Regions from separate parts of the Homo sapiens genome. Here regions 1, 2, 3, 4 and 5 are each linked to region 6. The links are chromatin contacts, found by Hi-C or POLR2A ChIA-PET in ENCODE. All regions are on one chromosome and are shown on one strand. The core of a region is the stretch at or near the end of the contact, and the rest is flanking DNA. Distances in the headings are between cores, read along the strand shown. Region 1 holds the start of TLNRD1 (talin rod domain containing 1). Region 2 has its middle 24 kb from the start of TLNRD1. Region 3 holds the start of PSMA4 (proteasome 20S subunit alpha 4). Region 4 holds the start of MORF4L1 (mortality factor 4 like 1). Region 5 holds the start of CTSH (cathepsin H). Region 6 holds the start of BCL2A1 (BCL2 related protein A1).

Evidence for each region. A loop is a pair of places that touch in the nucleus more often than their neighbours do. ChIA-PET counts read pairs that join two places held with the same protein, here RNA polymerase II (POLR2A). Pooled maps may share reads with other maps.
Region 1: a pooled map shows a loop between it and region 6 (6-fold over the local background). The contact joins the promoter of TLNRD1 here to the promoter of BCL2A1 in region 6. A Hi-C loop is called at or near these places in 1 of 37 single-sample maps with no recorded cell type and 9 of 50 pooled maps. POLR2A ChIA-PET finds 5 or more read pairs at or near these places in 2 of 52 experiments (WTC11 and activated CD4-positive, alpha-beta T cell).
Region 2: a loop to region 6 is called in a pooled map, with 9 times the contacts of the local background. The contact joins the enhancer-like site here to the promoter of BCL2A1 in region 6. A Hi-C loop is called at or near these places in 5 of 50 pooled maps.
Region 3: a pooled map shows a loop between it and region 6 (9-fold over the local background). The contact joins the promoter of PSMA4 here to the promoter of BCL2A1 in region 6. A Hi-C loop is called at or near these places in 6 of 50 pooled maps. POLR2A ChIA-PET finds 5 or more read pairs at or near these places in 2 of 52 experiments (Panc1 and T-cell).
Region 4: a pooled map shows a loop between it and region 6 (15-fold over the local background). The contact joins the promoter of MORF4L1 here to the promoter of BCL2A1 in region 6. A Hi-C loop is called at or near these places in 1 of 37 single-sample maps with no recorded cell type and 9 of 50 pooled maps. POLR2A ChIA-PET finds 5 or more read pairs at or near these places in 3 of 52 experiments (activated B cell and activated CD4-positive, alpha-beta T cell).
Region 5: a loop to region 6 is called in a pooled map, with 4 times the contacts of the local background. The contact joins the promoter of CTSH here to the promoter of BCL2A1 in region 6. A Hi-C loop is called at or near these places in 3 of 37 single-sample maps with no recorded cell type and 5 of 50 pooled maps.

Annotation. Positions count from the first base shown.
Region 1 is chr15:80,998,720-81,002,905 of GRCh38, reverse strand. TLNRD1 (talin rod domain containing 1) reads right to left here and starts at 1,983. Exons shown (of 1, transcript NM_022566.3): 1 at 1-1,983. The coding sequence starts at 634. It overlaps LOC128071545, which reads right to left and starts at 764. Exons shown (of 1, transcript NM_001414893.1): 1 at 627-764. The coding sequence starts at 764. The coding sequence ends at 627. RefSeq lists an enhancer at 1-192 and silencers at 686-815, 1,166-1,625, 1,666-2,355.
Region 2 is chr15:81,022,142-81,026,815 of GRCh38, reverse strand. No RefSeq gene overlaps it. Among named protein-coding and RNA genes, the nearest start is that of TLNRD1, 24 kb to the right of the region's middle. RefSeq lists enhancers at 2,014-2,308, 3,317-3,466. Within about 2 kb of position 3,260, at least 26 of the 41 ENCODE cell types and tissues checked have a DNase peak (open chromatin) inside an H3K27ac peak, as active enhancers do.
Region 3 is chr15:78,537,782-78,542,385 of GRCh38, reverse strand. It overlaps PSMA4 (proteasome 20S subunit alpha 4), which reads right to left and starts at 1,942. Exons shown (of 9, transcript NM_002789.6): 1 at 1,847-1,942; 2 at 456-481; 3 at 167-209. The coding sequence starts at 458. RefSeq lists enhancers at 794-1,686, 1,795-1,904 and a silencer at 1,445-1,714.
Region 4 is chr15:78,869,576-78,874,189 of GRCh38, reverse strand. It overlaps MORF4L1 (mortality factor 4 like 1), which reads right to left and starts at 1,300. Exons shown (of 12, transcript NM_006791.4): 1 at 1,133-1,300. The coding sequence starts at 1,172. RefSeq lists enhancers at 449-688, 82-713 and silencers at 799-858, 1,269-1,528.
Region 5 is chr15:78,941,915-78,946,480 of GRCh38, reverse strand. CTSH (cathepsin H) reads left to right here and starts at 1,435. Exons shown (of 12, transcript NM_004390.5): 1 at 1,435-1,590. The coding sequence starts at 1,500. RefSeq lists silencers at 1,233-1,582, 2,020-2,314 and enhancers at 1,165-1,703, 1,704-2,242, 2,703-2,752, 3,183-3,232.
Region 6 is chr15:79,969,751-79,973,933 of GRCh38, reverse strand. It overlaps BCL2A1 (BCL2 related protein A1), which reads left to right and starts at 2,738. Exons shown (of 2, transcript NM_004049.4): 1 at 2,738-3,234. The coding sequence starts at 2,815. RefSeq lists an enhancer at 2,115-3,314.

The sequences.
Region 1 (4,186 bases), core at 734-3,233, 1.0 Mb before region 6:
CCCGCGAAAAGCGGTCCCGTGACTTGTCACTGGCCAGGGCGCACGCGTCCGTCAGGAACTTGAGGTTGCGCGACAGGCCCTGCGACACCTCCAGCAGCAGCTGCGGCGTCATGTCGGCCAGCGGCGTGGCGCGCAGCACGGCGCAACCCTGCTCCACCTCGTGGCGGCATCGCGTCACGCGGTAGCGGTCCACCAGGCCCGGCTGCGCGGGCTGGGCGCCCGGCGTGGCCACAGCGGCCAGATAGGCCGCGTGGGCCGAGCACTCGGTCAGCGACACCACCAGGTCGCCCAGCTCCACCAGGCTGTCCCCCGCCTCCCCGAAGCGGCCCATGTTGAGCTGGCTCTGCACGTCGTGGGTGAGGATGGAGAGCCCCTTGGTGCGCGCGATGATGGTGTCCCGGCACTGCTCGAAGGACTCGGCGCCGGCACCAGAGGAGGCGGGGCCCTCGAAGAGCACGGGCCGCGCCTCGCTCGACAGCAGCAGCAGGTCAGCCACCAGCTGCATCTTGCCCTTGCAGTGGTCGCAGACGGATACCAGCCTCTTCCGCGGCTGCGAGCTGGCCCCGCCGATGGCGCTCGCAGGAGCCGGAGAAGCCGCCTCGCCAGTGGGCTTCCCGGCGCTGCCGCTAGCCATCGCGCCCGGGGGGCACTGGCATGCCGCTGGGGAGCCCGCTACCACCGCCGCTGCCGCGGCCACTGCCGCCGCCCCGGCGGCCGTCGCGACTCAGCTGGCCAAGGCCGCGGTGCCTTCCCCGCACCATCATGCCATCCACCGCCGCGGGCAGAGGGCACTGGGCTGCGGCGGCGGGAGCCCGGGCGGCGCGGGGTGGGCCCGAGGGCGAGAGAACGCGGAAGGCTCTTCGGGGCAAGGGGAGGGGCTGCAGCTTTCGGCCTCCTAGAGGGCTTGCAGGAACCATGAACCGGGGCAGAGCAAACTCACTGTCCGCGCTCCTCGTCGCCGGGCTGCCAGGAAAGTCCCTTCTGCTGGTTCGCCGCCGCCGCCGCCTTCTTGGGCATGGCCTGGCGCGGCCCTCGGAGCGGGGAGGGCGGGACGGGGAAGCTGGGAGTTGTCCTTCCTTCCTTCCTTTCTTTGAAATCAAAATCCTTTCCTCGGGGAGGAGCGCGGGAGGCAGCTCAGGCGGGCTGTGCTGTCAGCCGCCGCGCTCGAGGCCACCTCGGGCTCGGCGGCGCACGTGGGCTTCAGGCGCCGTGACCCCACCAGGCGGCACTTCCCCGCGACGGCGGCCGGGGCTGGCTCTCTGGGACGCGCGGCCGCCCCGGGCGCATCTCCTGCCTCCAGCTCTTGGGAAGCGGCGCCGGCGGCAGCGGGGCAGAGGGTGTGGCCGGCACTGTCGCGGCCGCGCCGAGTCAGAGTCGGGCGGGAGCCTGCACTGATTGCGCACAGCGGCCGCCCGGATCGCGCTCAAGCTCTCGCCCGCCCGCCACACGCCCGGGCGTGCCGAGCACCACGGCGGCCCCTTCCCGCCTCGCCGGTTCACAGAGCGCGGCCCGGCGCCGCGGCGGCACGCCCTCCCAGACCGCGCGCCCGGCGGCCCGGCGCTGGCTGTCTACGCAAGTCCATCCCTGTCGCCTCGTCTGGGGCCCGCAGCAGCTGAGCTCTCCCGAGGCCCCGGGCCCCGCGCATCGGACGCCCCTGCACGAGTCTCCCTGCCACCGGGCCAACTCAGAAGGTCCCCGCGGCGCTGCGGCAACCGGCCCGGGCCCCGGCTCCTGCCATTTTTGTCAACCGCCAACTTCCGAGCGAGCGGGCAGAAACTGAAAGGAAGGGCGGGGGCCGAAAGGCAGAGGGGAAAACACCCGCTTCCTCTCCGCGCGCGGCTTCACCTCGGAGCGCGGCCGTGGCTGCGCCGCCGCCCGCAGGGGCTGCCGGAGGCTTTTCCTGTTCCCGTCCGCGCCTCGCCCCCGGGCTCGCCGCCGCCGCCGCCTCGGCCGTAACCTCCCTGGAGCCTATAGAAATCTTTTGTGTGGCGTCACCGCCTTTCGTTTAAATCCCGCTTCCTCCTCTCGCCCTTCCTCCCGCCCCCTCCGCCGCTCCCGGATGCTTGCGCGATGCGCTGCTCCTCCCCCGGGAAGCTGGGTGGCTGCGGGGGACGCCGCCGCCCAACGCGGACGCTGCCGGCGTGGGGCCGGTGGTCCTGAACTCCCCCGTGGTCCTGGGCCGAGAGACTGGGGGAGCGGACAGGGGAAGGCCTGCTCCGGCCCGGGGGCTCTGCGCACACCCATGGGAGACCGGGGCGCAGCCGCCCGCGGGCCTTACGTAAGCTCTTAGCCGGACCAGGGGGCTCCACGCTTCCTCCCCGCCAAGAGAGCAAGTCTAAAAGGTGACCTGGCTTCTGGGCTGAAGGGAGGAGGACACTGGATTTCGGCCCCTGGTGATTTGCTGGGGCCGGTGGGTCGTCTCGGTCTGCGCGACTTCGCCCGGTTTTCCAACGCCCCCTGCCCTTTGTTGTGTTTGATCCACTTCCACGATGGGTTTCCGACCAGCAGTGCAGTGTAACGAAAAGAGGAAAAGAGCACTGGATGGGGAGTCCGAAGAGTGGTGCTAGATGCCTGCCCGTTCCTCCCTTGAAATACGCCTTATGCAGTGAGAGCGCGGGTTCTGAAGCAGATTTCCTAGGATCAGCCTTTCTCAAGCCATTTATGAGTTCCATGACATTGTTCAAGTTCTCTTTCCAAGTATCCGTCTTCTCTTCTAGAAATTAGAGATTGTGCACAGGCTGCTTGAGTACTTGGTTCCTAAACAGTAGCTGTTAGAATTATTATGAGCCCTGATCAGCGCACTTTGCCCTCTCATAACGTCTATTTATTCGTCTGTATAATGGAATAATAGTGGCTGCTGTTAAATGAATTAAATACGACGGCGTTTGGAGGGAAACATTACTACTCCAGTTTTACAGATAAGGAAACTGATGATCAGGTGCTTGAAGTGACTTCCGAAGATCAGGAAGACAGCATATGGCAGGGACAGGAACCCACGCCTACGCCCCAGCCTCTTTTTACCGAACCTTGTTCTTCAGGAAGTGGTTAAAACACCTGGGCTACTCCCAGCAAAACGCCAGTCACGCAGTCCTGAAACAGGTCCTCTAAGGTGCCCAGCCCAACACAGGCTGGGCGTGCTGAGCCAACAGAATGTTTGTTCCTCTGTCCCTTCCTAGAACCCCAAGTCACCTTTCTCCAGCCAGTTAAAAACGTTACTTTTAACTAGGATGACGTTTCAATTTATCGGCCATATCCAAGCATTTCTGAGAATGAACTGTGAGACATGCTATTAATAAATTAACCATGAACAGCAGGTTCAAACCTGGATGGATAGTCATCCTACTTATAACTGAAAGTATCCTTAAATATCTTTAGAATCCGGATGAGCCCACTTAGTTTGCAAACCGAGGTCAATAAAACTGACTTGAAATAGGAAGTAATTATGTAGGGTTAATTCCTTTTTTTCTTCTACAAGAGAAAAAAAAAACAGCTGGATAAGTCAAGGTTTTTCCATGGTGACCCAGGGATTGCACCTTAGTCCTTCTTAAGCTCCAAAAACTTATGAGAGGGGGCCGAAAGCGATGGCTCACACCTGTAATCCCAGCACTTTGGGAGGCCAAGGCAGGCGCATCACGAGGTCAGGAGATCAAGACCATCCTGGCTAACACAGTGAAACCCCGTCTCTACTAAAAATGCAAAAAATTAGCCGGGCATGGTGGCGGGCGCCTGTAGTCCCAGCTACTCGGGAGGCTGAGGCAGGAGAATGGCATGAACCCGGGAGGCGGAGCTTGCAGTGAGCGGAGATCGCGCCACTGCACTGCAGCCTGGGCGACAGAGGGAGACTCCGTCTCAAAAAAAAATAAATAAATAAATAAATAAAACTTATGAGAGGGAAGTCAGACTGTTCTGTGCCTAGTTTATTCTTGAGGCTGCTCTAAGATCAGATTTTTTTTCCAAAGCCACGTAGTGCCCCTGGGGGTCCCATTTTCCCTTTCTTCTACATATGCAGTCTGTTTTGTTGTTGATGGAAACCCACCCCGACAATGAGTTGTGTTACACACAGACTGTCCACTCTATTCAGTGAGGTTTGGTTTCATTTTTAAAACTGATAGCATTGTTTTCTCGGCCTTCCCTGCTTCATTTTTCAGATAGGGAAGCTCCTAAACTGATCCTCCCAGGCACTGCC
Region 2 (4,674 bases), core at 2,011-4,510, 1.1 Mb before region 6:
TTGCTATAACAGCATTAATCTATTCATGAGGGCAGAGCTCTCATGACCTAATTACCTCCTAAAGGTCTCACCTCTCCACATTGTTGCTTTAGGGATAAGTTTCCAACATGTGAACTTTAAGGGACACATTCATAACCTAACAGTAGATTCAGACTCCAGGGTTGAAACTGAGAGTCTACATTTCTAACAAGCTCCCAGGCGATAGCAGCACTGCTGGTCTCTGGACCCGCTTTGGGTAACAAAACTTAAAGGACCACATGGCCCTGAGCATAAGTTCTCTGAAAATTAGGAGAAATCTTGGGGAAGAATTTCAACTTTTGTGGACCGTAGAATTGGTAGAGGTTTGAGCTAATTTTGCAAAGTTCTTGTGGGGTAGGGAGGCCTCAAGCTAACATCTGGGCTACATAAGTATTTAGTTGTACAGAAGACAGAATTTTTTTTTTAAGATGCAAAGGAGTCGGAAAACTCCTTTTCTGGTCTGCAGGCAAAAGCTTCCCTGGAGAAAGAAGATCTCTCCTGCCAGACCCTGTTCCTTCCAGAGCTTGTTTTGCACTGTCTAACTCTTTGTTTTGCCACAAAGATCTATGGGGCACCCCCATTAGCCATTAGCTAGCTGTAGCAGAAACTGCCAGATCTTCTTGCACCCCTCCCCCACTACATACGTTCCAAAATGTTAAAATTGCAGCAATTACATGAATTGCTATGAGAGATGGAACTGTGAGAAATGGATTAGTACAATGGAGCACATGTCATAAACCCAAGAGAAAGCCCAACACTTCAACAAAAAAACAAAACTAAAAAATATATATACTTTCCACATATTCCATTAAGGGGAAGAGACAAAGAAACTTGGCCTAGGGATCCTCCTAGCCGAGAGTCTAGGAAACCTAACATGACTGTTGGCAGTTCTTTGCTGGGATGGGGTGTGGTCCCCTCTCACACAGCTCCAGTACACTGCTCAAGGACTAAAGTGACTTTGAGCTATGTCTCAAAAGCAAGTAAGATGTTCCTTCAACTTTCTTTCATGATACAAAATTTGAACTCGTCTTTCACCTATCAAGAGCTGCAGCCCTAATCCCACTCACCAACTTGTTCCACACCTGCTACTTAAAATTCAATTATCAAATCCCACGTGCAGGCCAGGCGTGGTGGTTCATGCCTGTAATCCCAGCACTTTGGGAGGCTGAGGCAGGCGGATCACTTGAGGCCAGGATTGAGACCAGCCTGGCCAATATGGTAAAACCTCATCTCTACTAAAAATACAAAAAATAGCCGGGTGTGGCGGCACACACCTATAATCCCAGCTTTTTGGGAGGCTGAAGCATAAGAATTACTTGAACCCAGGAGGCAGAGGTTGCAGTGGGCCAAGATGGGTCCACTGCTCTCCAGCCTGGGCAACAGACTGAGACTCTGTCTCAAAAACAAAACAAAACAAAATCCCATGTGTGTGTTTGACAATGTCTATGCAAACTGAATATGTGCCTGCCCTACGACCCAGAAAGCCTACTCCTTGGTACACAACCAAGAGACATACGTTCATGTAGGCTAGGAGCACACGTTCACAACTGTGCTCACAGAAGCCCTGTTCCTAACAGCGCTGACCTGGGAACAACTCAAATGTCTCCCAACAACAGACGAGATAAAAGAGTTGTATTACATTTACGTAGTGAAATACTGTGCAATATTGGGAAAGGATGAACTGCAAGTGTATGCAACAACATGGATGAATTTCACAACATACTGAATGAAAAACAAGGTATTTAGAAGTCAGGGTGGCGGCATCCTTGGCAGAAGGCATGAGGAAAAGGAAGGGGACACAGGGAAAGCGGGTCTGCAGTGATGGTTGTGTTGTTTCCTGATCTAGCTGCTGGTTTCACAAGTGTGTCCACTGTGCGAAGATTCATCGACATTTATACCCATGATTTGTGCACTTGTATATATGTTACGCTTGAATTAAAAGTTTACTTAGAAAAAGGAAAAGTTTACCATTCACCTCTAAATCAAAGCCTCTTTTCTGTTAGTGATTTCGCAGCAGCACCTCGGAGGTGTCCAACCCCTCCTTCCCCCTGCCTCCACCACAGTCTGGCTTCGTAGGATCTTTCTTCTGTGTGGCTGGCGTTTGTCTCCTCCCATCCTGCTTAACTTCCCCAGTCAGGGCCTCAACCCCTCAGACCTGTTATGAATGAAATCATGGCCTCTCTGGGCTCCCTGCTTCCTGTCTGTCCCATCCAGCTCCTTTAAAGTGTTTGCTCTGGATCTCTGCTTTCATCATAATCCTCCTTTTAAACTTCCAGTCCACCATCATCAAGTCCGCGATAAAATGCAGCTTCTCTGCATGGCACTCAGGCCGCCCTTTTAAAAATCAGGCCACACGTCCCTTCCAACTTCGTCCAGTCTGTGCTCCCTAATGAGCCAATTCTCCAGCCAGATGGTCCCCTCCTCCCTCATTGTCAGCACACTCTTGTGGCTTCTGCCTGCAACCCCAAGCAGGAGAGAAAGCCCAAGCCCACTCCATCTTGCTCATTCTTCCCAGGACCAACTCAGGTTTCTTTAGCCTTCCCGATAAGACCTTGACATTAGCCTCATCCAATTCCTCTCTCCTCTGAGTTTGGCTGTCCATACTTACTTGCCCAAATCATTCAGGGTTGGCCTTATGGGCACGTGCCCCTTGAAAGGAGCTGGAGAGGAAAAAAATGTTCTGAACTGTTTTCATTCATGCTTAGGCTGGGAACACATGCTGGTCACCATTGAATACAAAACCTCCTCTGGCTCCCAGACGTAGATCACTCAAACACCCAACCTGATCTTGAACTTCAAAATGCAAAAAAAGTAAACTCGGCAGGGAGAAAACTGCCCACTGACTACCAAAGATGACACAGCATGAATATTTCCTCCAGCTACACAATGGAGAAGCTGAGTAATATGCAGAATTCACTAAATGACGGGGACTAAGATCACAGGGGTTTTAAGGTCAGCTGAAACTCGATTGCCGTAGTTTTCCTTCCTCTTGGGTAAAAGCTTCTCTGAGCAAACCACATTTTTTCAGAGAATCAAGGCTAGAGTCCCTGGTGAGGCAGTTCGTTCCTGGCCTTCTGTCCTGGGCCACGTGCTTCTCAGCCCTTCCCTGTTGGGCTGCGGGAGGGTTCAAGATGGAATGAGGTAATGCTGGCAGGACAGCTGCCCAGGGAGCGAACGAAACTCTGCCCTGGTTGCAGCCTAAGCAGGACAGGAAGCAAATTAGCAGAAGCAAGCAGTAATTTGACTGCCAACAATAGGAGTCAAAACTGCATTTCTGACCCTGCACCGTTGATCCTCCTCACAACAATAGTCATCCACAAGCCATAAAAAGGCCGATGAAACACTATTTGAGATTGCAAATGCTGGAGTCAAAAGAGTCCTGGGTCCAAATTCTGGCTCTGCCACCCATCCGCTGTACGACCTCGGACAACTTGCCTAAGGTCTGTTAGACTCTGATTCTTAAATGTGCATATTTCATCAAGGTACTGTATGAAATGAGGATGTATGTAAAGTGTGTAGTACATAGCAAGAGCCCAATAAATAGACAGTATGTTCTATGGGCTTTTGTGAACCCCTGCCATCTTGAGTTTATTAACCCTCCATGCGTAAAAACTCCCTCACATTTTTTGCTTCCTTACGTTCTTTTTTTTTTTTTTGAGATGGAGTTTTGCTCTTGTTGCCCAGGCTGGAGTGTAATGGCGCAATCTTGGCTCACTGCAACCTCCGCCTCTGGGGTTCAGGCGATTCTCCTGCCTCAGCCTCCCAAGTACCTTAGATTACAGGTGCCTGCCACCATACCCGGCTAATTTTTTGTATTTTTTAGTAGAGACGGGGTTTCACCATGTTGGCCAGGCTGGTCTCAAACTCCTGACCTCAGGTAATCCACCCGCCTTGGCCTCCCAGAGTGCTGGGATTACAGGTGTGAGCCAACGCGCCTAGGGTTATCATGAGGATTAAATGAGTTAATGTATACAGTCAGCCCTCTGTATCTGTGGGCTCCATATCTGTGGGTTCAACGAACTGCAGACAGAAAATATTTGAAAGAAAAAATGATGTCTGGGCTGGGTGTGGTGGCTCATACCTGTAATCCCAGCACTATTGGAGGCCAAGGCAGGTGGATCGCTTGAGGTCAGGAGTTCAAGACCAGCCTGGGCAACATGGTGAAACCCCGTCTCCATTAAAAATACAAAAATTAGCTGGGCATGATGGTGCATGCCTGTAGTCCTAGCTACTCAGGAGGCTGAAGCAGGAGAATCCCTTGAACCCAGGAGGTAGAGGTTGCAGTGAGCCAAGATCCACCACTGCACTCCAGCCTGGGCAACAGAGTGAGACTCTTTAAAAAAAAAAAAAAAAAAGAAAGAAAGAAAGAAAAGAAAAGAAAAGAAAAAATGATGTCTGATGTCTGAACTGAACAAGTAGAGACTTTTTTATATTGTCATTATTCCCTAAACAACACGGTATAACAATTATTTACATAACATCTACATTGTAGTAGGTATTATAAGTAATCTAGATATGATTTAAAGTATACAGGGCTGGGTGCAGTGGCTCACGCCTATAATCCCAGCACTTCTGTAGTCCAAGGCAGGCAGAAGGCTTGAGCCCACAAGTTCAAGACCAGCCTGGGCAACATGGTGAAACCCATCTCTACAAAAA
Region 3 (4,604 bases), core at 693-3,192, 1.4 Mb after region 6:
TCCACTTTCACTCTTCTATGGTATAATCAACCTGGTGATGATAATTGCTTCAAAGTACAAAAAGGATGAACTTTGCAACTACCAAAAAAAGTTTGTAATTTTTTTTTCTAAAAGTCTAACACATTTATTTTTAAACTTGAGGCAGATTAAACAATTTCTATTTTACCTTCTGGAGAAAATATAGTGGTCCTGGAGTCATATCTTCGAGACTGCAAAGGAAAAACACATGAGTGATTCCTACCCACTGAAAGTAGGCCAACTCCTGCAAGCCTACAAATGATCTTACAAAACCTATCCTGGTATACAAAGTTCAATAGGTGAGAGGAAACTGACAAGAAAAAAGGCACCTTCTCACTGCTTTCCTTCTATTTCAATTTTCCCACTCAAGTCTGTAAACTGAGTACAAGCAATACTGTTTATCAGGCAACCGTTTATTGGCATGTGTATTAACTCACCATGTTTTCTGAACTTTATATAGTTCCTGTAAAAAGAAAATCAGATCATCATTAAAATAAGATTCACAAATTAAAAAGCATTTGCTGACTTTACAAATCTGTTTTATTTACTCCCTTTATTCAGCTAAGTGTCAGGCATTATGCTAGATGCTGGAATACCAAAATGTGTAAAACCAGTTCCTGTCCTGAAAAGCTAATACTGGCAGTTAGGTGAGAGAGGCAGTCATAGATTATAATGTGGAAAGAGGAACCGGGGGTAGGGTGGGAAAAGGGATGATGAAAGAATCAAGAAAGTATTTTTTGAGAAATCGATACAGAAAATGAAAGTAAATCAGAGATGGGAGAGGCAGAAATAAGGCTGAGAACCCTTGGGTCTAAGAGAAAGAACAGGGGAAGAAAGAAGGGCATTCCACACAGAGCAGAAAGTATGAACAAAGGGTACGGAGGCAGGATAGTTTAGTGGGCATGAGATAAACTGCTGATGCTTTTAAAATATATATAAATAAGAGCTAAGCGAGTATCCAAATCACGCAGAGCCTTGAAAGCCAAGGCAAGAGGCTGAGGCCTTCTCCAGAGAGTGATCTGGGTCCTGAACTTGGGGGTGGAGGCAGTTATCTTGGGCACCATCAGTACCATTCGTGCAAAAGGCAATACTAGGTGTTCAGCGTTATTTGGTAAAGCCTCAGTCCAAGGCCCACATTTCCAAATACTGGAATATAGGGAATCAAGACTGGAAAGGTAAGCTGGAATCAAATCCTGGAGAGCCCGCGTGCCCAGGTAAAAACAGAATTTTATCTCTCAGCCAATGGGGCTCCTCTGAATGATTCCCAAGGCCCACAGGAACTGATTGGCATTTTAAATGATCACTCTGGCTGGTGAGAGACCGAGGGCAGCGAACTGGTTGAGGTAATTGCAATAGGAATGGTGCAAAGTAAGGATGGCACAGAGCAGAGAAGCAGGGAGGACACAGAGACACTCGCCGGGGATTTCTGATTCGAGCTTTAAGCACAACTTTCTGTTGTCTCCACGCCTGACGCCGGGCACAGCACTATTTTGAGTTCACCGGCACCTCCGGGAGAGCTAACTTTCACGTACCGAACTCCTGAGGACGGAAGCCACCCCAACTCTCGGTCCTGCCCACAGACCCCCACCCTCAGCCCGCCCCCTCGCGGGCCCCGGCGTCCAGGCTTGGCACTGGGAAGCCCCCGACGGCGGCCGGCGGGGGCCATTCCCGGCGGTCGGTCCGTCACAGAGGAGGCGGTGCAGAGTCATCGTGCCCACGGCTCCTCGGCGGCAACTGCAGGCCGGGACCGACTGTCTTGACGTTCACGACCCCCGCCCAATGGGAAAGCGGCCAAGCTTCCGCGGGCCCCAAGGGGCCAAAGGCTCACCAGATGGAAGACCCTGAAGACCTGAGATGTCCACGGAGCCCTTAACTCCACGGAAGAATAAACCACCACCGCTCACCGAATAACCGCTGCTAATATGGCCCCCGCGCATGCGCAGAACCGCTGGGTTGGGGCGGGGGGAGCGGGACGGCCGAGGACGCGGAAGTCCTTCTTGCGGGGCGGAGCTAGAACCCGTGCCCCTCGTGGGAGCTGGGTCGCGGGGGTGCTGAGGCTCTGGGGCGCTGCAGCTTAGGCTAGGGTCCTCAGCAGGTGGAGGAGTTGCTGTGCCATGGGGAAGAGGGCAGGAAGACAGTAGCCAACCAGGAGGTGGAATAGCTAATTTCTTTCTCTTACCCTTGGCGCTCTCCTTTCATTTTCTCTTCACTATTCAGACCTAGGATAGCAAATAGTGTGGACCGGCTTCTTAATTGCTATCATTCCTGTCCTGTTTCCCAAAATGGTTCCAACCACATGAGACTTTACCCCTCTCATCACCTTCCTTTTTCATTCTGGCTTTCACTTTTACTGCTGATGCATACATTTTGGACATACACATTATGATGAGGAAGGCCGGGTGGCTCATGCCTGTAATCCCAGCACCTTGGGAGGTCGAGGCGGGTGGATCACCTGAGGTCGGGAGTTCGAGACCAGCTTGGCCAACATGGTGAAACCGTCTCTACTAAAATTAACAAAAATTAGCCGGGTGTGTGGTGCACGCCTGTAATCCCAGCTACTTGGGAGGCTGAGGCACGAGAATCGCTTGAACTCGGGAGGCGGAGGTTGCAGTGAGCCGAGAGTGCGCCACTTCACTCCAGCCTGAGACTCCATCTCAAAAAAAAAAAAATTATGATGAGGGTCGAGCATGGTGACTCATGCTTGTAATTACACCGCTTTGGGAGGCTGAGGCAGGAGGATGGCTTGAGGCTAGGAGTTTGGAGGCTGCAGTGAGCTATGATCGCACCACTGCACTCCAGCCTGGGTGACAGAGAAAGACACTGGCTCTAAAAATTAAATTAAAAAAAATTATGATCAGGTTCACACTTTTGGGGGAATTTTCACCTTGGTCTCTTTCTCTGCTTTTCACCAGTCAGAAAGGATTTCCCTGACCAGCACAGTTAAAGCAATACCCTACCGTCAGCATATACTCGCACCATTTTATCTTCTTTACTGAAATTGTCATACTTGTTTCTGTGTTCATTATCCATCTCTCCACCTTTTTGCTCATTCAGCCTCGGTCCGTATGTAAACTATCTACTATGCATTTTAGGTTTTTTCAGGCTAGAAGGTTGACTAGATCTGGGTTAATATGAAGTCATCTGCTCACAGTCTCTCCCAAAAAGCAGCCCACTGGGCAGAAACTCCTCTTCATGTTGGTTGCAAAATTATTGGGGGATCTGGGCTTTGAAAAGGAGATAGCTTGGAAGTAAGTTACATTTTGAGGTCTCGCCTATCGTCTCTACTTTCCAAGCACACAGGGAAGTGAGCCAAGGCAAGATGGCAAAGAGCCACACGCAGGTGGTGCTCTGAAAGCATCCTCAGGTGGTGTAACTTATGGCATCTCTGAGGGCCCCTGCCTGCCACCTTAGTTCATTCTGCGGAATTCAGTGAACAGTCACTTTTAAGTGAGAGGTAGAATTTCTCAGGTCAAGAGAGGGATTCCTTGAGAAAAAGGGCAAGAGAAGAATGAGTCTGACAAGTGTGGGTGACTGAGTAGTTCGGTCTGATCTGAATGGAGGAGATAATACAGGAAGTAAGGAAAGGCATTTGAGGCCTAAGTGTAGAGTGCCTTTAATGCCAGAATTTGTTTTGGTCAGTAATGGGAAGACAGGATTAAAGTGATGTTTTAGGATGATGAACCCTCAACATCTCTCATCCCACATGTTCCTCTTACAATGTGCCACAGATGGTTCCCACTGAGAGGTTCTGTGTCCCCTTATTCTGAATCTGGGTGAGCCTGTGACTACAATGGAAGTGATATCATGTGACTTCCAAGAGCAAATCACAAATGGTGATATGGTTCTGTCTTGTCCTCTTGGGATGGTCGTTCTTGGGACCCAGGCACTGTGCTGTGAGGAAGCAAAGGCCACATGGAGAGGTGTTTGGCCAACAGCCTAGATGAAGTCCCAGTGTCACCTGCCAGACAGCTGAGTGAAGATTCCTCCAGATGATCCTAGTACCCAGTTGTAACCAGGCAGCTTAGCTTCAAACTGCATTAAAAATTTTTTCCCCTTTTCCTTGGGTTTAAAGATATAACCTTGAAGCAAACTGCAGAAACCTTTTCTAGAGTCCACATCCCTCCCTTTCTCATTGTATATACTCCCTTCACATTTATCCAACTGTCTACTAGTATCTAATTATGTGTCTTCTTAGAAGTTCCAGGGGTCAATCCTGAGACACACAGACCAAGTCTGGAGACCCAGCTGCAAAGTTCCAGAGATTACTTCAAGACAGCTAGTTAACAACCTGGCTGTTGTTGAAATGCCATCAGCCCAGGGTCCAGGTGGACCAGGACCCAAGATAGCCACCAGAATAAGACACACAGACACTGTACTCAGCCCAGTTCTTGTCTGCCTTCCTTATCAAGTTTTCCCTTTTTAAACCCCTGCCTTCTTCCTAAAAATAGAAGCCGTTAATTTGGATAGGAATCCGATTGCTTTCCCTTTACTATTTTTGGCTAATAAATTCTGTCTTTCTATTATACCTCACCCTTGTCAATTGGACTCTGTAAGAAGCAAGTGTTCGGTTACACAGTGATTGAGTC
Region 4 (4,614 bases), core at 51-2,550, 1.1 Mb after region 6:
AAAAGGAATGTTAAAGTGTTCCTCCTTTCTCAACAGGACTTTACTTCCTTTTTAGCTATTAGACCTCCACCTTATTATACGTTAACTGAAGCGTTGTGAAAATTTAAAGAGCTGCCTTCCACTGGGAGTCAGTCTAACCTTACCCAAAACTCATGTCAATCGAAAACCAATTAATAAAAAGAAATTCAACTTTCAAGTCATTGTTAAACACTGCAACTAATCAAACAATTACTGCATTTAAAAAATGACGTCGAGGCAATGGGACTTACAAATGCAAACGGCGTCAACACTGCATTCAGATCATTTTTATTTACTTTTTACGAGCAACTGCAAAGCGAGAGCTCACTCACATTACCATAGGATCTCGGCACTGCGCCCAAGAATAGCAGAGTGATGCCTCCAGGCAACACAAAGCGGAGGAAAACGCTCATCTCACTTTTTTTTTTCTGTCCCCACCCACCACTCTGTGGTATGCGGAGGGCCCCGGCAACCTTCTGGTCGTCGTGGAAGGGGGCGCTGCATCTGCCCGTAAGCTGTGCCTCCATACGGGACCGAGACGCCGGCGGCCATGATGGCGCCGCCATCTTGCAACGGCCATTTTACAACGCACTTCTCCCGCCCCGTGGCGCCAAACCCACCCCCATCCGCAGCTGAGTTGCCACCGAACGCAACCACCCCGGGGCTCCAGGAAGCACCGAAAAACCCGTCGTAGCTGCCCAAGCGGCCGGGCGCGCCGCAGGACCGCCCGAAACAGCCACCGCCCCTCCCCCCCCGCCGCCACATCACTTCCCCTAACCGCCGCCATGGCGCTCCCGTCGCCTCCCTACAATAGGCTGCTCTCTCCGCGCCCTCTTCCTCAGAACAATAACAAACACTTGACGAGGGTGTGCCACGCGCCAAACGCTCTCTCTCCCACTCTAACGCCTGCGCAGCACTCTCGCTTCACAAAGCGCTTTCTCACAATGACGCACCGGAATTGCCATCCGCAATGCGCTTTCCCCGCACAAAGCACTGACCGCCGCCTTCTCAGGGCGCAGCCCGCGCCGCCCCCGGCCCTCAAGCCTCAATCACCTCGAGCCCGCCTCTATCTCCTGCGCCGTTAGGTGCCTTTTTCCCAAAGGCGCACACTCACCCTCCTGGAATTTAGGCTTCGGGTCCTGCTTCGGCGCCATTTATAAGTGATTCGCCGCCTCCTCCTTCTCCCACCACCCCCGACTACCGCCCCCTACTCTCTACCCCACCCAACTCCGCGTCAGACGCGCCGTCAGGCACTGCCAGCTCTACATCCTGGGCCGGATTTGCCAGCGCCCGCAGACCTCACAGCACCGCGACCCGCGCAGCCGCTGCTCCAGCCAACGACAGCCCGCCGCGCACGCGCCCCTGCGCCCGCGCCGCCCCAGGGCACGCCGGGACTGGTAGTTCGGAGTCGGTGGAGGCGCCCCCCCCCCCCCCCCGGGTGGGGGAGGGGCCGGCTACCCTACCCCACCCCACCCCCGCTTCTCTCTCCATGCCCCCGGCTGCTGCGGGTTGGTAAAGCGGGGATTTGATTTCGTGGGAGGTTAAGGCGGAGCTGGCGATGGGGGAGAGTGGGGGTGGTGAGCCACCAGTGATAATAGAATGGGAAAGGCCCAGTTGCGACGTCCCTTGGGCAAATAAGCCCCCGTTGATGTTGAAGTAGTCGGAGAGAATAGGGCTGGCTCGGAAACCTACATTCAATAGCATTCCGCTAGTTTTTGCATAGAAAGGCTTTAGGATCAGCAAGAGGGTGGGAACTGGGGTCCGCTTCTGGAAGCTTCGTTGTTTAGCAACCCCACTGCGGAGCCTATTTGGTGGGATTGATAGCCATTTGTTGGCTCCTAGGTCTACCTCCTCTTCTCCAGCCCAGCCTTGCGGAAATGAGGATGATGACGTGGGAAACACTAGTCACGCTTTAGCTTTTTGAGATAATGGAGCTCTGCTTTCTGAAAAAGGCTAGTGTGAATATGTCAACGTCTGTATTCCGTACCTGCCCTGTTTGTGCTTCTTGTCACTCTAAACAAACGGATTTCTTCAATATTATACCTTTTTTTTTTTTTCTGAGATGGAGTGTCGCTCCGTTGCCCAGACTGGAGTGCAGTGGCGCGATCTCTGCTTACTGCAGCCTTCGCCTCCCAGGTTCAATCGATTCTCCTGCCTCAGCCTCCGGAGTAGCTGGGATTACAGGCATGTGCCACCACGCCCAGCTAATTTTTGTATTTTTAGTAGATACTGGGTTTCACCATGTTGGCCAGGCTGGTCTGGAACTCCTGACCTCGTGATCCGCCCGGTTTGGCCTTCCAAAGTTCTGGGATTACAGGCGTGAGCCACCGTGCCTGGCCTAAACAAACGGATTTATGTCGTTCCCTGTTCAAAAACAACTTTGTTGGCTAAGCTGCAAAATAGCACCATTTCCGTCAGTTTATTGTGAGAATTACATATACGGGCTTAGCGCGGTACCCAACAATGAATAAGTGCTCAATGAACTTTAGACGATAAATCTCAAAGTCCTTAGCCTGGTATTTAAATCCTTCCACAAACAGCCCTTAGCCTACCTGCATCCCCTATGTAAACCTTTATCCTCCTACGCAAACCTTTGTCTCCATGACTTTTCTTTTTTTTTTTTTTCTTTCTGAGACGGAGTTTCCCTCTTATTAACCAGGCTGTAGTGCAAAGGCGCGATCTCAGCTCACTGCAACCTCTGCCTCCCAGGTTCAAGCGATTCTCCTGCCTCAGCCTCCCGAGTAGCTGGGATTACAGGCATGTGACACCACACCGGGCTAATTTTTGTGTTTTTGTAGAGATGGGGTTTCTTCATGTTAGTCAGGCTGGTCTTGAACTCCCGACCTTAGGTGACCCGCTGGCCTCGGCCTCCCAGAGTGCTGGGATTACAGGCGTGAGCCACTGCGCCCAGCCTGTCTCCATGGCTTTTCTAAGCCCTCCCCTGCCCGGGTTCCACACCCCACCAATTCCGGGCCCCTCTCCATTTATCTGACTTCCATTTCTCCTTCAGTCTTTTTAACACAACCCCTTCTCTGACAACAGAAACCCACAAAAACCTTCCTTATTCCAGTTGAATATACACCATCTTGTCACGACTACTTCTCGCAAGCTTGTCCAACCTGTCTTATTTTGTTGTTGTTTTGTTTTGTTTTGTTTAGGCTTTTAGCACCCTGAAGCCATGGTTTTTAGTTTCAGTCTCTAGTGATAAGTGGAAAAGGGGGATGAGGAAGGGGCTTTACTGGCCCAACCAGAAACAGAAACTAAGAACCCATGACTGTATTCACTCCCTTGGACACCATTGCTAAATTGTAAAAAGGGACAAGGGCTTCTTTGGACCCCACCCCACCAAAACTGTCCTGTACACTTTTAAATTTTTTATTGAATATAAAATACGTACTTTTTTTAAATTATTTTTTTGAGACAGTCTCGCTCCGTAGCCAGGCTGGAGTGCAGTGGCACAGTCTCAGCTCACTGCAACCTCTGCCTCTTGGGTTCAAGCGATTCCCCTGCCTCAGCCTCCTGAGTTGCTGGGACTCGGTGTGCCATCACGCCCAGCTACTTTTTTGTATCTTAGTGGAGATGGGGTTTCACCATGTTGGCCAGGATGGTCTCGATCTCCTGACCTTATGATCCTCCTGCCTTGGCCTACCAAAGTGCTGGGATTACAGGCATGAGCCACTGCGCCCAGCCAATTTTTTGTTGTTGTTGTTGTTATGAGACCAAGTCTCACTCTGTCACCCAGGCTAGAGTGCAGTGGTGCAGTCTCAGCTCACTGCAGCCTCCACCTCCTAGATTGAAGCGATTCTTCTGCCTCAGCCTCCCAAGTAGCTGGGTTTACAGGCGCATACCACTATGGCCGGCTAATTTTTGTATATTTAGTAGGGATGGGGTTTCACCATGTTGGCCAGGCTGTTCTCGAACTCCTGACCTCAGGTGATCCACCCGCCTCGGCCTCTCAAAGTGCTGGGATTACAGACGTGAGCCACTGCGCCCAGCCTGCACATACTTTTTTAATCCAAACGTTTAAAAATACAAAAATGAAAATAGTGGGCCGGGCGCGGTGGCTCACGCCTGTAATCCCAGCACTTTGGGAAGCCAAGGCAGGCGGATCACGAGGTCAGGAGATCAAGACCATCCTGGCTAACACGGTGAAACTCCATCTCTACTAAAAATATAAAAAATTAGCTGGGCGTGGTGGTGGGCGCCTGTAGTCCCAGCTACTCAGGAGGCTGAGGCAGGAGCATGGCATGAACCCAAGAGGCGGAGCTTGCAGTAAGCCGAGATTACGCCACTGCACTCCAGCCTGGGCGACAGAGTGAGGCTCCATCTCAAAAAAAAAAAAAAAAAGAAAATAGTGAAAGTCTCTTTCCCACCTCCACCCCTCATCTGCCCAGTTCCCCCACTGTTATGAGTTGTTTGGGAATCCATGAGTTTTTTTATCCTAGAACCCTCTTTGTGTTATTTCTTCTTTTGTATTGAAGTTAACTTATTTGCCTTTATGTGTTAATTACACAGGTAATATTCAAATATTTGGGCTCATGATGCAACAATTGAGAAATATAAAATACAGGGCAAAACTTAAGGAACATGTTTATT
Region 5 (4,566 bases), core at 186-2,685, 1.0 Mb after region 6:
TGCAAACTACAGAGAATGGCCCTACAGCTCTTAATGTAGCTTCCTCAGCAGAAAGACTAAAATGTCTGTTGAGGGGGCAAAACAATTCACAAGGAGGTCGTCTAGCTTCTTCAGTTGTAAGTCCACTCCAAGCAAAAGGGAAGCCAGGGAAATGTGGTTAACCAGGGCAGGGAGACGTGGGGAGTGTGGGGGAAAGTCTGAGGTGGAGACACACAGGGACATGGGGGGTATGAGGTGGGGACAGGCAGGGAGATGGGGGTGCAAGGTGGAGACACGCAGGGACATGAGGGGGTGTGAGGTGGGGACAGGCAGGAAGATGGGAGGTGCAAGGCGGGGACAGGCAGGGACATAGGGGTGTGAGGTGGGGAAATGCAGGAAGATGGGGGGATGTGAGGTGGGGACTGGCAGGGATATGGGGGTGTGAGGTGGGGACAGGCAGAGACATGGGGGTGTGAGGTGGGGACAGGCAGGGACATAGGGGTATGGTGGGGATAGGCAGGGAGATGGGGGGTGCGAGGTGGGGACAGGAAGGGACATAAGGCTGTGAGGTGGAGACAGGCAGGGACATGGGGGGTGTGAGGTGGGGACAGGCAGGGAGATGGGGGGTGCGAGGTGGGGACAAGCAGGGACATGGGGAGTGCGAGGTGGGGACAGGCAGGGACGTGGGGCGTGCGAGGTGGGGACAGGCAGGGACATAAGGGTGTGAGGTGGAGACAGGCAGGGACATGGGGAGTCTGAGGTGGGGACAGGCAGGGAGATGGGGGGTGTGAGTTGGGGACAGGCAGGGAGATGGGGGGGTGCGAGGTGGGGATAAGCAGGGACATGGGGGTGCGAGGTGGGGACAGGCAGGGACATGGGGGTGGGAGGTGGGGACAGGCAGGGACATAGGGGGTGGGAGGTGGGCACATTCAGGGAGATGGGGGTGTGAGGTGGAGACAGGCAGGGACATAGGGGGAGCGAGGTGGGGACAGGCAGGGAGATGGAGGGTGCAAGGTGAAGACAGGCAGGGACATGGTGTGAGGTGGGGACAGGAAGGGACATGAGGGGTGCGAGTTGGGGATAGGCAGGGAGATGGGGGGGTGCGAGGTGGGGACACGCAGGGAGATGGGGGACGTGGGGATGGCGACAGGCTGGGAGAGGGAGAGGCCAGGCTGAGACCTCCCCGCGCGGTGCCAGCCAGTCCAGGCAGATCCAGGACTCAGCCAGGCCTGATACCCAGATAAGCCCTTCCTCCCAGAGGAGATAAGGGAGCGACGCGGCCGGCCGACAGGTGAACTAGAGCTGGCGAGTTAGTCGGCGCCGCCCCCTCCCGCGAGCCCGGCCTCGGGGGAGTACCGCCCACCCCGCCCCGCGCTCGCTCCGCCCCGCGCTCGCTCCGCCCCTTCGCGCTCCCGCCGCTCCTCCACGCTCGTGCCGCTCCCCCCCCGCGCTCCCAGTTGACGCTCTGGGCCGCCACCTCCGCGGACCCTGAGCGCAAGAGCCAAGCCGCCAGCGCTGCGATGTGGGCCACGCTGCCGCTGCTCTGCGCCGGGGCCTGGCTCCTGGGAGTCCCCGTCTGCGGTGCCGCCGAACTGTGCGTGAACTCCTTAGGTACGCAGAGGGCGCGCCGCCCGAGAGGGTGCTAGCAGGCCCTAGAGTGGACGCTGGGAGAACTTGGCCAGGGGCGCACTGGGCTCCGGAGGAACGGGGCAGAGCTTTCCCCGGTGAGAGGCCAGGAACTCTGCGTGCTGGCACGGGGAGGGGTAAACTGCATTATAGGCGGGGGTTCTCGGAGGGTGGGCGGCTTGTAGGACCAGAGGAGCAGATGGGCTGAGTGTCCAGGGTCCCACCTAGCCAGGTGGCTCTCCAGCCTAGAATACCAAAGGAGCCCGCAGCTCCTTCCGCCTTCCTCAACTGGGGACACAGAGTGTCACACAGAGGACTCTGATCTGTCCCTGCCAGAGGTGAGCAAGGACGTCCCAGCCTTCTCTAGCAGCTTCCCCCGGGACTTGGCACACAGGGGATCCCCGTAGTGTCTTGGGAGTCCCATCTGTAGAGTAGGTTGGACGGGCTGTTTGGAACAGTGAATCCCTGTGCAACGGCACCAGGGAAAGCACTCAGACCAACAGCGCTTTTAACAGCACCCCAGGGCCCATGGCGTCAGGTGGAGCCCCAGGACTCCTCTTGTTGGCCAGATTGGCTGCGACTGGTCCAGCTTCGTGCTGCCCTTGCATCCTGTCTACTGCCCGGGCTCAGGCACCTCCCCTGGCTGAAGGCAAGGAGCCTGCTCTTCCCTACTGCCTCCCTCCTTTCCTACTGTCCCTGGTCCCAGCCTCAGCCCACAGGCTCTGAACTTAAAGACCACCTGCCCCCTTCACCGAGAAAAGTAGCCAAGAAACAACCCAAGGAGCCAAGAACCTAGGGAGGGGGGGTGCCCTGAGCTCTGGAGGAACGGGACAGGGCTTTCCCCCAGCTAGAGGCTCAGGGGATGGGACAGAGATCACTGAGGCTGAATCTGGGCCAGAGGGTTGCCTCATTCCTTCCCACCTATTTATTTAAAAAGCTCCCCAGCCTTGCAAACCTCAGTGGGCGCCCAGCTCCAGGTCAGTTCCCGCCTAAGGAAAACCTAGCTGCCGCAAGCGAGGGCTGCCTGGAGAAGGCTGGCGCTGAGAGGCTGTCTGAATTCCAGAGCAGGGCTTGGCAAACTTTTTCTGTGAAAGACCAGACGGTAAATAACTTAGGCTTTATGGTGGTCTCTGTAGCAACTACTAACTCTGCCATGGTAGTGTGATAGCAACCATAGATTGTATGTAAGTGAGTCAGTGTAACTGGGTTCTAATAAATGATTTTTATGGCCACTGAAATTTCAGTTTCAAGGGATTTTTGGGTGCTACGAAATATGTTTCTTCTAACCATTTAAAATTGTAAGAAACCGTTTGTAGCCCAGGAGCTGTACTAAAACAGGAGTCAGGGACCGGCTGCGGTGGCTCACACCTGTAATCTCAGCAATTTGGGAGACCGAGGCAGTCGGATCACTTTAGGTCAGGAGTTCGAGAGCAGCCTGGCCAACATGGTGAAACCCTGTCTCTACTAAAAATACAAAAATTAGCTGGGTGTGGTAGCCAGGTGCCTGTAATCCCAGGTACTCAGGAGGCTGGGGCAGGAGAATCGCTTGAAACTGAGAGGTGGCGATCACTCCAGCCTGGGTGACAGAGTAAGACTCCATCTAAAACAAACAAACAAACAAACAGGGGAATACTGTACTTTCCTGAAACCTGCTGTAAATCCAGGCAAGGTATTATGGCACTTTTAAAGTCCTGACTAGATTGGAATGGATCTATTTTAGGGTAAGGCACGGTTCACCAGCAGATTATTCTGGCCCCAGAATAATCTCTCCAGAGGCAAACTGGTAGTCAATTGTCCTAAACTCAAACCCTGCCTCCAACTCTTGTCCTGAGTTGAGGTCTGTCTTCCTCTAAAGCCCTCAGCTGCAGCAGGGCCCTTAATCAAGATCTGGAATCCCCTGAAACCCTAAAGGGAGCCATGTTGAGGAAATGTGCATTTTCCCCAGGGAAAACGGCCATAGATTGGTCTCTGGAACAGGTTCGAGACCCAAAAACGGAGATCTAAATGCTGTGTGGTAGTGATCTTCACACTGGAGGTATGGATCCTTGGGGAAACAGGAAGATATTTCAAGTGATGCCGGCAGAGAGTGTTCTGGAAATCCATTTACAGACCTTTTATTTCCAAGTGTCCTCTTTGCTAAAACTGGGAGAGAGCCCCTGAAGGCAAGGGGGAACCTCTTTCCTCTCATTCAATCTGAACCTGAACCCATGGGTATAAAAACAATAGGGACAGCAAACAAAAAGACAAAACGGTAATAAATCGTTCATATCTGGCATTCTCAATTCCTCAAGGAAACTGAATTGAAGAGGAGAGGACTTCATGGGGATATCAACTGATGAGGTCTTAAAAATAATGTTGAGTGAGGCCAGGCGTGGGGGCTCACGCCTGTGATCCCAGCACTTTGGTAGGCCAAGGTGGGTGGATCACCTGAGGTCAGAAGTTTCAGACCAGATTGGCTAACATGGTGAAACCCCATCTCTACTAAAAATATAAAAATTAGCCGGGCGTGGTGGTGGGCACCTGTAATCCCAGCTACTTGGGAGGCTGAGATAGAATTGCTTGAACCAGGGAGGTGGAGGTTGCAGTGAGCTGATATCGTGCCACTGCCCTCCAGCCTGGGCAACAGAGCCAGCCTCCTTCTCAAAAAAAAAAAAAAAAAAGAAGGAAAGAAAGGGAGGGAGGGAGGGCTGAGTGATAGAGCACCATGGGATTGGATGCACAGAAAGGAGTGCGAAGAATTAAGTGGCATTGCTCTTAAAAACTGCCTCCATTCCCAGCTGCTTATTTGAGCAGGGTTTCCCAGCCCTTTGACCTATAAGAAACAAAAATAAGACCAGAATTAATGCTGAACCTTTTCTCAACCAAACAATATTCACTCATGAAAATATAAATCCATTGCGGGGGATGGGCAGTAGAGTACTGTTTATCACATTAAGAGATGCATTTCTGATACAATTTTAC
Region 6 (4,183 bases), core at 1,489-3,988:
TCATGAGGGGATTAGACGTCTAACAGATTTACTGGGGTAAATGCCTGTGAGGGAAAAGAGGGAGGGAGGCAGAAGAGACTACAGAGCTGTCAGACTACAATGCAGGACTGACCTCTGCAAAGGACAGAAGGAGGAAGATGGGGTAGGAAGTCTTCCATGACTGTGCAGTCGAAGGAAGTTTCAGCAAAGCCCATGGGGAGTCATTGAAGCAAAGTTACCTATCAAAGGAAGTTGACTTGCAGGAACCGATCTTAAGGTTCCTGCTTTGCTCAGTCATTGGCTGGGAACAGCCTGTAGGATGTGTGGCCTCAGTGCAAAGCTGTGGTAGATTCAAAGCACTGCGGCTGGGGCCCTTAGTCAATTAAACCACCACAGTAGGTCTGAAAGATGCATTTTCATGGCTGCCACGCTATTAACGAGCATTCTAAGCAGCACCTCTCCTTTCCTCCTTAACCCTATGGTGATAGTTCAGAAATGCAGGTTATATATGAATCATTTTTCCTATTTGCAGCTGGTCATAGACAGGATAAAAGACTCAAAGTCACTCCATATGTGGATGGAAAAAAAAAGTGAATTCAATTTCTCCAGCGACCATGAGTTATCTCCTTTTTCTTCCATCCACTGCAAACCTTTTCTCAGGATTGCTGCCATAGCTAAATCAAATGAGATTTGCATTTCACCTATGAAGTTATATCCTTGATAGGTAAAGAGATGATTGGGAGGCCAAATTCCTCATTAGTCCACAAAAGAACAATGAGGAACTAGCTTTGATTAGGCACGTACGTTTTACCAGGCATGGTGATAGAGGCTTTACATAGGTCATCTCTTTGAACTTCACCTCAACCCTCTGAGGTCAACATGTATTGCCTCATTTTACAAATTAAGCACAGACCCAAGGTACATACTGAGTAAAGAAAGAGAGATTTGGCTGGGACTGAGTCCAGGCCCTCTGACTGTAAGTCCAGTGCTCTTTCTGGTCCTGCAATTTCTAATCCACACATCGGATAGTTTACCTGAGTTAAAAATGTGAATTAAGTCAGGCTTAAAGCAGAATTTTGTTTTCTATCAGAAATTCTAGAGTAGGTGGAAGGTGAAGACCAAAGAAGGTATTTTCTTTTTCTTTTTCTTTTTTTTTTTTTTGAGATGGAGTCTCGCTCTGTCGCCCAGGCTGGAGTGCAGTGGCACAATCTCAGCTCACTGCAAGCTCCGCCTCCTGGGTTCAAAGGATTCTCCTGCCTCAGCCTCCCAAGTAGCTGGGACTACAGGTGCCCGCCACCATGCCTGGCTAATTTTTTGTATTTTTGGTAGAGATGGGGTTTCACTGTGTTAGCCAGGATGGTCTCGATCTTCTGATCTCGTGATCCGCTCGCCTCAGCCTCCCAAAGTGCTGGGATTACAGGGGTGAGCCACCGTGCCTGGCCCAAAGAGGGTATTTTTTTCTTCCCTCTCGGTATCATCCTTACTCAATTACAAATGATCAAGGGCGGTACTGCCAGAGTCACCTCGAGAGGCCCTGTTCTCTGCCACCCAGGCTGTTTTGTAGTCTCCATTCCAAATTGTCGTTACTCCGGTTTACCCCGTGGATGGCGTTTAAGACTTTTCTTAAATTTGAAATTCACAGAACCATTTTAAAGTGAACAATTCAGTGGCATTTAGTACCTTCGCAGTGTTGTGCAACTTCCACCTCTATCTAGCTGCAAAACATTTTCTTTTCTTTTTTTTTTTGGAGACAGAGTCTCGCTCTGTTGCCCAGACTGGAGTGCAGTGGCGTGATCTTGGCTCACTGCAACTTCTGTCTCCCGGGTTCAAGCAATTCTCCTGCCTCAGCCTCCCGAGTAGCTGGGATTACAGGCACACGCCACCCGCCTGGCTAATTTTTTGTATTTTAGTACAGACGGGGATTTACCATATTGCCCAGGCTGGTCTCAAACTCCTGAGCTCAGGCAATCCGCCCGCCTTGTCCTCCCAAAGTGCTAGGATTACAGGCGTGAGCCAACGCGGCCGGCCTTGTAAAACATTTTCATCACACAAAAGAAAACCTTCTACCCATTAAGCAGTTACTCCTTCCTCTTCTCAGCCCCTGTCAACCACCAATTTGCTTTCTATCCTATGGATTTAACTGTCTGGATATTTCATAGAAATAGAATCACATAATGTATGACCTTTTCTGTTTGGCTTCTTTCTATTAGCCTAATGTTTTTGAGGTTCATTCCTGTTGAAGCATGTATCAGTTCTTCATTCCTTTTTTGGGATGAATAATGTTCCATAATTTATTTATCCTTTCGTCTGTTGATGAACATTTGAGTTGTGTCCACATCTTGGCTATTGTGAATAGTGCTGCCATGTACATTCGTATGTAAGTATTTGAGTATCTGTTGGGTGTATACCTATGAATGGAATTGCTGGGTCTTTTGACAATTCTGTATTTAACTTTTTGAGAAACTGCCAACATTTTCACAGGGGTTGTACCATTTCACATTCCCACCAGCAATCTACAAGGATTCTAATTTCTCCACATCCTGCATTTAAGACTTGCAAAGCTGAATTAATCACAGGATGAGGAAGTGGCTTCTCTGAAACATTTTCCTCTTTCACATTTTAAACTTTCTCTTTCATACATGACATGAAACACAGCCTACGCACGAAAGTGACTAGGAGGAAGGATATTATAAAGTGATGCAAACAGAAATTCCACCAGCCTCCATGTATCATCATGTGTCATAACTCAGTCAAGCTCAGTGAGCATTCTCAGCACATTGCCTCAACAGCTTCAAGGTGAGCCAGCTCAAGACTTTGCTCTCCACCAGGCAGAAGATGACAGACTGTGAATTTGGATATATTTACAGGCTGGCTCAGGACTATCTGCAGTGCGTCCTACAGATACCACAACCTGGATCAGGTCCAAGCAAAACGTCCAGAGTGCTACAAAATGTTGCGTTCTCAGTCCAAAAAGAAGTGGAAAAGAATCTGAAGTCATGCTTGGACAATGTTAATGTTGTGTCCGTAGACACTGCCAGAACACTATTCAACCAAGTGATGGAAAAGGAGTTTGAAGACGGCATCATTAACTGGGGAAGAATTGTAACCATATTTGCATTTGAAGGTATTCTCATCAAGAAACTTCTACGACAGCAAATTGCCCCGGATGTGGATACCTATAAGGAGATTTCATATTTTGTTGCGGAGTTCATAATGAATAACACAGGAGAATGGATAAGGCAAAACGGAGGCTGGGTATGTGTGATGGAAAAATTCTTCATTGTTCTTTCCTGTGAAATAGAAATTGAGAATTTCCTTGCTAGTTAAAACAACAACAAAACACTTTACCTAAGAATACTATTTTCCTTGGGTGGTTTGTTTTAATTTTTAAAATAAAAATATACTTTCTGGCTTATTTCCAATGAATCCTTGAACTTGAACTTTATAGTTGGAAAGCACTTATGTTTTCAGTTTTTATTCTTAACAGTATAAATTACAGTAGTGAGCTTTGGGGATTAATAAAGCACCTCTCTCATGCAGCTTCACAATCAGCTGTGCACACACTCTAATCTAGTACTTAGCTTTTGCTAGGGTTGTCATGACAGTACAGACAGTACAGAAATTTCTACAATCAGCACAGAAAGTTGCTATCAGATGCTGTTATTTTTAGGTATTTATGGGTTGCAAAAGACAGGTGTAAATTTTTGTAAGTTCATCGCTTACAAATTGGTGTTTTTCAGTTTACTAATACATAATAAATAGTAACATATATTAATATATAGCAAATTACATTACATATAATATATAACACATTATTACTAATAATAAATTCCGGGCTGTTAAAGTTTGTTGATTAAAACATAATATACTGTATGACCAGCAAGAACCTTTATTCAAGAATTTTCAAATAAAAATTTACTTTATTATCAGTGCCTAAAAAAGCCAAGACTATGTAGAGGCCTGTGTTGAAACTCATGTTGGTAAAAAGCCTGACACAGCTGGATGTATATGGTTTCCTTTATATTCCAATATACTTAATAATTATTTTTTTAAAGCACTTAAGTGTTCATTGATCCTCTCTCCAACGGCCTTCACCTCTCCCAAGAGGTAACCACTGTTATCAATTATTTTGCATGCAAAACATGCCTACTGAATCTATCCATAGAAAATAAACAATACTTCTTTGTAAAACATTTTTTGTAAA